Linked DNA regions of Homo sapiens: region 1 is linked to region 2. A link is a contact called in ENCODE Hi-C or POLR2A ChIA-PET data. All regions are on one chromosome and are shown on one strand. The core of a region is the stretch at or near the end of the contact, and the rest is flanking DNA. Distances in the headings are between cores, read along the strand shown. Region 1 holds the start of ARMH3 (armadillo like helical domain containing 3). Region 2 holds the start of NOLC1 (nucleolar and coiled-body phosphoprotein 1).

Region 1 (4,308 bases), core at 171-2,670, 96 kb after region 2:
ATTTTCTTTATTATACTGGAACAGCTTGTGTCTTCGGTCTCTTGACTCGGCACCTGGGTGGCTTGCCGCCCACAGAACTCTTCTCCACTTCTTTTTTGTTTTGAGACGGAGTCTCGCTCTGTCGCCCAGGTTGGAGTGCGATGGCGCGATCTTGGCTCACTGCAACCTTCGCCTCCCAGGTTCAAGCGATTCTCCTGCCTCAGCCTCCCGAGTAGCTGGGATTACAGAGGACTGCCAACACGCCCGGCCATTTTTTGTATTTTTAGTAGAGATGGGGTTTCACCATGTTGGCCAGGCTGGTCTCGAACTCCTGACCTCAGGTGATCCACCCGCCTTTGCCTTCCAAAGTGTTGGGATTACAGGTGTGAGCCACCGCGCCTGGCTTATTTTATTTTTTTTACTTGTTTTTTCTTTTTAATAGTATTCTTGCTGTTATAGCACATCTTTTTAAACCTTCCATTTGTGTATAAAAAAACAGAGACTCAGGCTGGGTGCGGTGGCTCACGCCTGTAATCCCAGCATTTTGGGAGGCAGAGGCGGGTGGATCACCTGAGGCCAGGAGCTTGAGACCAGCCTGGCAACATGGTGAAACCTTGTCTCTACTAAAAAATACAAAAATTAGCCGGGCGTGGTGGTACACTCCTGTAATCCCAGCTACTGGGGAGGCTGAGGCAGGAGACTCTCTTGAACCCGGGAGGCAGAGGTTGCAGTGAGCCGAGATCGCACCACTGCACTCCAGCCTGGGCAATAGAGTGAGACACCATCTCGAAAAAAAAAAAAAAAAAGAAAACAAAGACTCAGAGGCAGGGAGTGGTGGCACGTGCCTGTAATCCCAGCTACCAGAGGCAGAGGCAGGAGGACTGCTTGAGCCTAGGAGGTGGAGGCTGCACTGAGCTGTAATTGTGCCACTGCGGCACTCCAGCCTGGGCAAGGGCAAGATCCTGTCTCAAAAAAAAAAAAAAGGAAAAGAAAAGAAAATAGATTTCTGGCCAAGTTAATAGAGCTTTACACGCTACTTTGCACTTATCAGGCACACACGTATTTGTTGAAAGAATGAGTTTGTTTTCAATCTTTCACGTACAAAGTTGTAATACACATTTGGAAAATATATCTTTCCAAACTTCGCCAGTATTTCTAGAGGATACATGTATTCCTAGAAGTAAAATTGCTGAGGTCAAAGAGTCGGCCATGTTTCGGAAAACTGCTATTGCGACCCAGTAGGCCCTCAATAGACAAGTCCACTGCGAATTTATTTCTCGCGATGCCTTTCGGGAGTTGTAGTCTTTGCGATGCTTGCTGGGAATCGTGGTCTGAGCCGGTCTCAGGAAGCGGGCGTGGACTAACCCATTGCGCGCCGGGCTTTAGGACCCGGCGGGGCGCGGGGACACGGGAAGGGTCGGGGAGGTCGGGAGCGCGCCCGTGAGCCCGGAGCAGCGGCAGCGTCGGTGGCGTCGAGAGCGAGCGGGCCCGGGAACGGCGCGGGTGGTAGAGGAGGAGCCGCGGGCTCGGTAAGCGGCGGCGGCCAGGCCCGGCCCGGTCCTCGAACCTGACCAACCCTGCGGGTCCTGCCATACTAGGCCTTGGCCCCGAGGCGGTTCTGGGGGCGGGGCCTGCGCTGGCCGCGGGGACGACGAGGACGCGAGGGGAGAGGGAGGGAGGACGGCTGCTGAAGCTGCGTATGCCGGGGAGGGCTGGGCCTGGGGGCGGCCGAGCCTAGAGAGAAACGGCTTCGCTCTTCCAGCGGCCGGTCCCTCGGACCACACGGTCCCGGTCACGTCCCTCTCCCGCATCCCTGCGGGGCCTTCTGGCTTCCGAGGTGCTGACCTTTGACCCCGCCAGCTGCCCCGAGAGCTTCCTCTCCTGCTGTTCTTGGTCCTGGGGTGCGGGCGTAGGGCAAGGCACCTCTGAGAATCTCAGGGATAGAGGAAAGCGGGTTTGTGCGAAGTCTTCAGGTGTCCCGGAAGGGCTCCAGTCCTGTCCCTCTCCAGGCTCTGACAGGCTTTAACCCACTCTTCACACGGAATCAGTGAAGCTACTGTGTTTTCTTTGGGTTACTCGGCGAGAGCCCAGGAAAGGAACCTGTTCCCAGGAGGGTATAGGGAAGGAAAAAGTAGAGAGAAACCTGGTCCCCTGGAGAAGGAGAAGCTGAGGCGTGCTGCCCCTGGCGAATGGGGAAGCAGAAACTTGGGCCATACCCAAATGTATGTCACTGGATCATCCGACCCTCCGCAGTTCTTCCTCTCCAGAAAGTTTTTTATTTTATTTTATTTATTTATTTATTTATTTATTTATTTTGAGATGGAGTTTCGCTGTTGTCGCCCAGTCTGGAGTGCAGTTGCCCGATCTCGGCTTACCACAACCTCTGCCTCCGGGGTTCAAGCGATTCTCCTGCCTCAGCCTTGCGCTACCACGCCCAGCTAATTTTATATTTTTGATAGAGACGGGATTTCTCCATGTTGGTCAGGCTGGTCTCGAACTCCCAACCTCAGGTGATCCGCCCGCCTCGGCCTCCCAAAGTGCTGTGATTAAAGGCGTGAGCCACCGCGCCCGGCCTTTTTTTTTTTGTTTGTTTGTTTGTTTTGTTTTTTGTTTTTTTGAGACGGAGTTTCGCTCTCGTTGCCCAGGCTGGAGTGCAATGGCGTGATCTCGGCTCACTGCAACCTCCGCCTTCCAGGTTCGAGCGATTCTTCCCCGTCAGCCCCCCAAGCAGCTGGGATTACAGACGTGAGCTACCACGCCCGGCTAATTTTTGTATTTTTAGTAGAGACAGGGTTTCGCCATGTTGGCCAGGCTGGTCTCAAACTTCTGACCTCAGATGATTCACCCACCTCGATCTCCCAAAGTGTTCGGATTACAGGTGTGAGCCACTGCGCCCGGCCAGAAAAAGTTTTGAGCTTAGTGAGAGCTTTTTCTTTGCTATCCTTTAGTTGCTTTGTAAACTAGGGTAAATATGATTTGTGTCCCTGCCCGTAACTTAGCAGGATTGGAATTATTTTGGGTGTACCTTAAGTTGGATTTGTGTGCACAATAGCTTCTGTGTGAAGACTTTCAGGATATCAGATCACAGTCAAGGGAAAGAGGGATCCCTCTTGTTACGACTGTAAAGGGGGAATACCCATTTCAGTGACTAGAGAAGCCTTTAAGGTGTTTTCATTGGACTTTTAGGTATTACAATTTATTGTTCAACTTTTTTTTTTTTTTTTTGAGACGGAGTCTCGCTCTGTCGCCCAGGCTGGAGTGCAGTGGCATGATCTTGGCTCACTGCAACCTCCGTCTCTCGGGTTCCAGCGATTCTTCTGCCTTAGCCTTCTGAGTAGCTGTGACTACAGGCGCGCACCACCATGCCTGGCTAATTTTTGTGTTTTTAGTAATGACGGAGTTTCACCATATTGGCCAGGCTGGTCTCCAACTCCTGACCTCGTGATCCACCCGTCTCAGCCTCCCAAAGTGCTGGGATTACAGGAGTGAGTCACTGCCCCCAGCCGACTTGTTCAACATTTGGATAATTAAAACAAGGTGAAAACCTCAAAGCAGTCATTATGAAATTTGGAATCTCACACTGAGCACAGTTTAGGAATCTGTAACATTTGGGGAAAATGGCCAAAAATTGATCCAGGATATATAAGGGTGAACTGTTTATTCAACACATTTATTGAGCACTTACTATGTAACTTTGGGAGGCGGAGGCCGGCGGATCACAAGGTCAGGAGATCAAGACCATCCTGGCTAACATGGTGAAACCCCGTCTCTACTAAAAATACAAAAAATTAGCCGGGTGTGGTGGCGGGCGCCTGTAGTGCCAGCTACTAGGAGGCTGAGGCAGGAGAATGGCATGAACCCAGGAGGCGGAGCTTGCAGTGAGCCGGGATGGTGCCACTGCACTCCAGCCTGGGCGACAGAGCGAGACTCCCTCTCAAAAAAAAAAAAAAAAATTTATACAGTGTAATGGGAATACTGCCATTGCTTGGGAGAGTCAGGGAAATCTTTGCAGGGGGGAGATACTTGAGTTGGGTGTTGAAGGATGAGTAGGAGATTGCACAAGTAAGAAAAGGCATTTTTACTCGGCCTGGTGGCTTATACCTGTAATCCTAGCACTTTGGGAGGCCTAGGCAGGTAGATTGCCTGAGCCCAGGAGTTTGAGACGAGCTGGCTCAACATGGCGAGACCCCATCTCTGAAAAAGAAAAGGCATTTCATTTGGAGAGAACAGTACTTGCAAAGGCTTGGTGAGGATGTGAGAGGAAAAAAAATTATTTTAAATCTCAGAAATTTGTCCCAAACAGGATGTGTGGTGGGGAAACTGCTAGGA
Region 2 (3,847 bases), core at 1,342-3,841:
AGTGACTGAGGCAGGAGGATTGCCTGAGCCCAGGAGTTCGATGCTACAGCGAAGTATGATTGCATCACTTTACTCCAGCCTGGGCGACAGAGTGAGACCCTCTAAAAGAAACAAACAAACACAAAACAATACACAGAAGAGTACAGGATCAGGCCAGGTGCAGTGGCTCACGGGCCTGTAATCCCAACACTTTGGGAGGCTGAGGTGGGTGGATCACCTGATCAGGAATTTGAGACCAGCCTGGCTGGTATGGTGAAACCCCATCTCTACTAAAGATACAAACATAAGCTGGGCGTGGAGGCGGGCGCCTGTAATCCCAGCTATTTGGGAGGCTGAGGCATGAGGCTGAGGCACAAGAATCGCTTCAACCTGGGAGGCAAAGGTTGCAGTGAGCTGAGATTGCACCACTGCACTCCCGCCTGGGCAACAGTGAGACTCTGTGGTCCAAAAAAGAGTAAATGATCAGAGTCAGTACAGATGGGAACTCACCTTTGGACAAATTACCTTATCTCCCTGAGATTATTTTCTTTTCTATAAAATGGAGATAATACTACACATCTCATTAAGTTATTGAGAGGATAAGACATAATGCATGTTGGCCGGGTGCGGTGGCTCACACCTGTAATCCCAGCACTTTGGGAAGCCGAGGCAGTAGATTCTTGAGGTCAGGAGTTCAAGAGCAGCCTGGCCAACATGGTGAAACCCCGTCTCTACTAAAAATACAAAAAAAAAAAAAAAAAATTAGCCAGGCATGGTGGGGCACACCTGTAGTCCCAGCTACTTGGGAAGCTGAGGCAGGAGAATCACTTTAGCCTGAGAGGCAGAGGTTGCAGTGAGCTGAGATCGTGCCACTGCACTCCAGCCTGGGCGACAGAGCCAGACTCCGCCTCAAAAAAAAAAAAAAAAAAAATTAAATGCATGTGAAGGGCGTAGCATCTGACCCTTAGTTAGCTCTTCACAAAGATTAGCTTTTCTCACATAAAACCATTTCAGAATCCTAATCCTGAGGCCGGGCACGGTGGCTCGCGCCTGTAATCCCAGCACTTTGAGAGGCTGAGGCAAGTGGATTTCTTGAGGTCAGGAGTTCAAGACCAGCCTGGCCAACATGGTGAAACCTCATCTCTACTAAAAATACAAAAATTAGCCGGGCGTGGTGGTACGCGCCTGTAATCCCAGCTACTGGGGAGGCTGAGGCAGGATAATCACTTGAACTTGGGAGGCGGAGGTTACAATGAGCCGAGATCGCACCATTGCACTCCAGCCTGGGCAACAGAGACTCCGTCTCAAAAAAAAAAAAAAAAAAAAAAGAATCCTAATTCTGAAATGTCCAATTCCATCCAGTCCACTGTGAAAGCACTCTCCGCAGTCTCCTTAACAGTCAACTCTAAACAGTTTCATTAAGAAAGCAGTTAGATCACATGGCAGCCTGTCCCAGCTTAAGGAAGTTTTGAGGCTGATCTGATTCTTTGCTTTCGCAGCCTGATTCTGCTAAAAGTGCAAGCCATCCTTCCTAGTCATGCTATCATCCCTGCTGAAGACCCCCCCTCTCTCCTCTCTCAAAGTGTCTTCCCATGCAGGAATGTCCGTTGATGTAGATTACAAACCTTTCACATTCCTGGTTCTCTTACTCTTACATGTGTTTGGAGCATCCTAAATTGCCATAACTATGGTACAGCTTTCACTTTTACAAGATTCCTCTGTACCAGCACTGAGATTGCTACTCTTACACATCATCTTACTGAAACTCACAAAAATCCTATAAAGTGGATGATGACATCCCTGTAGAAAGACTCAGAAAGGTTAAATAAACTGCCCGGGTCACGTATCTAAAAAGTGGCAGAGCCTGGTCCCAAACCTAGGTTTGTTTGATTCAATTAGCCAAAGCTCCAAGCCCACTACTATGCCTACTTGGTAGGGCTGTTGATGACTCTCAATTCTCAGTGTAACTCAAAACAAAACTCTGCTTCTACTTTCATTCATTTTCTTCTTTACAAACGAAAATCCCAGACTTCATTCTAAAGAAATTTCACTTGCTTTTGAATCCCAGTAAATGTGACTGAGGCTAAGGTCAAATCACGGTTTGCCTCACCCAACGAAAAGCCCCCCAGAAGATGCCGAAGAACCAACGTCCTCAGTGGAACAAGACTCTACCTCCCCGCTGCACTCTGCCAGCCATGTGGCTTGGGGCCACGAGGCTCCCACGCTGCCGCCGCTGCACAGGTCACAAGAAAAAAGCAACAAGACTCAGCGATATCTACTCAGACATGGAGGAAGGTAAGCGACCGAGGCCGCAGGCTTTCTCTGGTCACTGCCGAGGGGTCGGCGTAAAGGCCTTGCAGACACTGGACTGGCGGACCCCCAGACTTCCCCACCTGGAAACCTAAGCACGTCAGGGCCTGAAGCCTTGTGGTCATCTCAGCCCGGTCCCCGCCCCAAGCCCGGAACTCACAGCTCCTGTCGCTTTGGCGAACTTATTGGCCACCTCTGAGAGTTGGTTATCGCGCAGGAAGCCGAGCACGAGGGGATACAGGTCGCTGGGAACCACGCGGCGAATGCCGGCGTCCGCCATCCTCCAGGCAATACGCGTCACTACCGTTGTCGACGCAGCACGACTCAGGAACCCAACAGGGGCAGTGGGCGGGCCTGTGTTACGTCATTGCGCCGCGCGGGCGCATAACGGAAAGGGTGGGCTCCACAGGGCAGTCCCACCTTCACCTCAGAGGTAGGGTAGACGGGAAATCTATAAACTCTTTCCGGTCCCACGCGTATCGCCATCTTGGTTAAGGGCGGAGCCCACCGGCCGCCAGCTTGTGGAGGCGGAGCTCTGACGTCAGGGATCACGCCCTCGGCGTGGCGGGAAAACTCGGGACTTCCCGCGCAGTCTTTCTGGGGGAGGTACCTTTTCTCAGAGCAGCGGTTTCCCGCGCCCCTGCTGGGACTCGGATTCCAGAGTAATGAGTGGACAAGCGGGCTCGAACAGTTGTTCTACAAGATCTCCCAACCGCCCCCATGGCGTACTGGCACGGCCAATGGATTCTCGCCCTTCATCTTCACTGCCTCCAATACCCAGGGAGGCCCTTTCTGATACCATCCCAGCCTCCAGACTCCTGCCTCTGCTGCAGAAGATCCTTCGGGTTATCCGTCGTGAGGGTGGGAGGTGTTGATTTCCCAAGCTGCCCCTCCCATCTCCCTTATATTCCGCCTTAGGTCAGCTCCATGAAGAGGAAAGGTGTCATGCACCAAACCTGAATCACACACAGCAACAATCTATTCAAGCTGAAGAGATTGTTGAAAATAACCCTTCTTCCTCCGGGATCAGAGTTCACACTCTGCCTTTGTCATGAGTAACTCCAGTATCAATGCCTTTGTCATGAGTAACTCCAGTATCAATGCTCAGACCTACCAAGTTAATTCCAAGTTCTGCCACATTCCAGATATTAGCAGTTAGCAATCCCTTCAATCCTACCCACTACCCCTTGGCTACCTCCCACTAATGCCGCTCAGGAAAGATAAGGATCCTCATGGGAACACACCCCCCTCTCCTATATAAAATTGGCCAGGCATAGTGGCTCACAACTGTTATCTCAACACTTTGGAAGGCCTAGGTGGGAGGATCCCTTGAGCCCAGGAGTTAAGAGGCCAGCCTGGACAACACAGTGAAACCCCCCTATCTCTACAAAAAATTTTTAAAATTAGCCAGGTGTAGTGGCATGCACCTGTGGTCCCAGCTACTTGGGAGGCTGGGGCAGGAGGATCAACTGAGCCAGGGAGGTCAAAGCTGCAATGAGCTATGATCCTGCCACTGCAATCCAGCCTGGGCCACAGAGTGAGATCCTATCTCAAAAAT

Evidence for each region. A loop is a pair of places that touch in the nucleus more often than their neighbours do. ChIA-PET counts read pairs that join two places held with the same protein, here RNA polymerase II (POLR2A). Pooled maps may share reads with other maps.
Region 1: a loop to region 2 is called in a map of B cell, with 32 times the contacts of the local background. The contact joins the promoter of ARMH3 here to the promoter of NOLC1 in region 2. A Hi-C loop is called at or near these places in 12 of 168 maps with a recorded cell type or tissue (B cell, CD4-positive, alpha-beta T cell, CD4-positive, alpha-beta memory T cell and 6 more), 15 of 37 single-sample maps with no recorded cell type and 25 of 50 pooled maps. POLR2A ChIA-PET finds 5 or more read pairs at or near these places in 14 of 52 experiments (A673, B cell, CD4-positive, alpha-beta T cell and 10 more).

Annotation. Positions count from the first base shown.
Region 1 is chr10:102,053,285-102,057,592 of GRCh38, reverse strand. ARMH3 (armadillo like helical domain containing 3) reads left to right here and starts at 1,420. Exons shown (of 26, transcript NM_024541.3): 1 at 1,420-1,508. RefSeq lists a silencer at 1,331-1,720.
Region 2 is chr10:102,151,133-102,154,979 of GRCh38, reverse strand. NOLC1 (nucleolar and coiled-body phosphoprotein 1) reads right to left here and starts at 2,591. Exons shown (of 13, transcript NM_004741.5): 1 at 2,450-2,591. The coding sequence starts at 2,569. RefSeq lists enhancers at 2,481-2,530, 2,701-3,000, 1,906-3,105.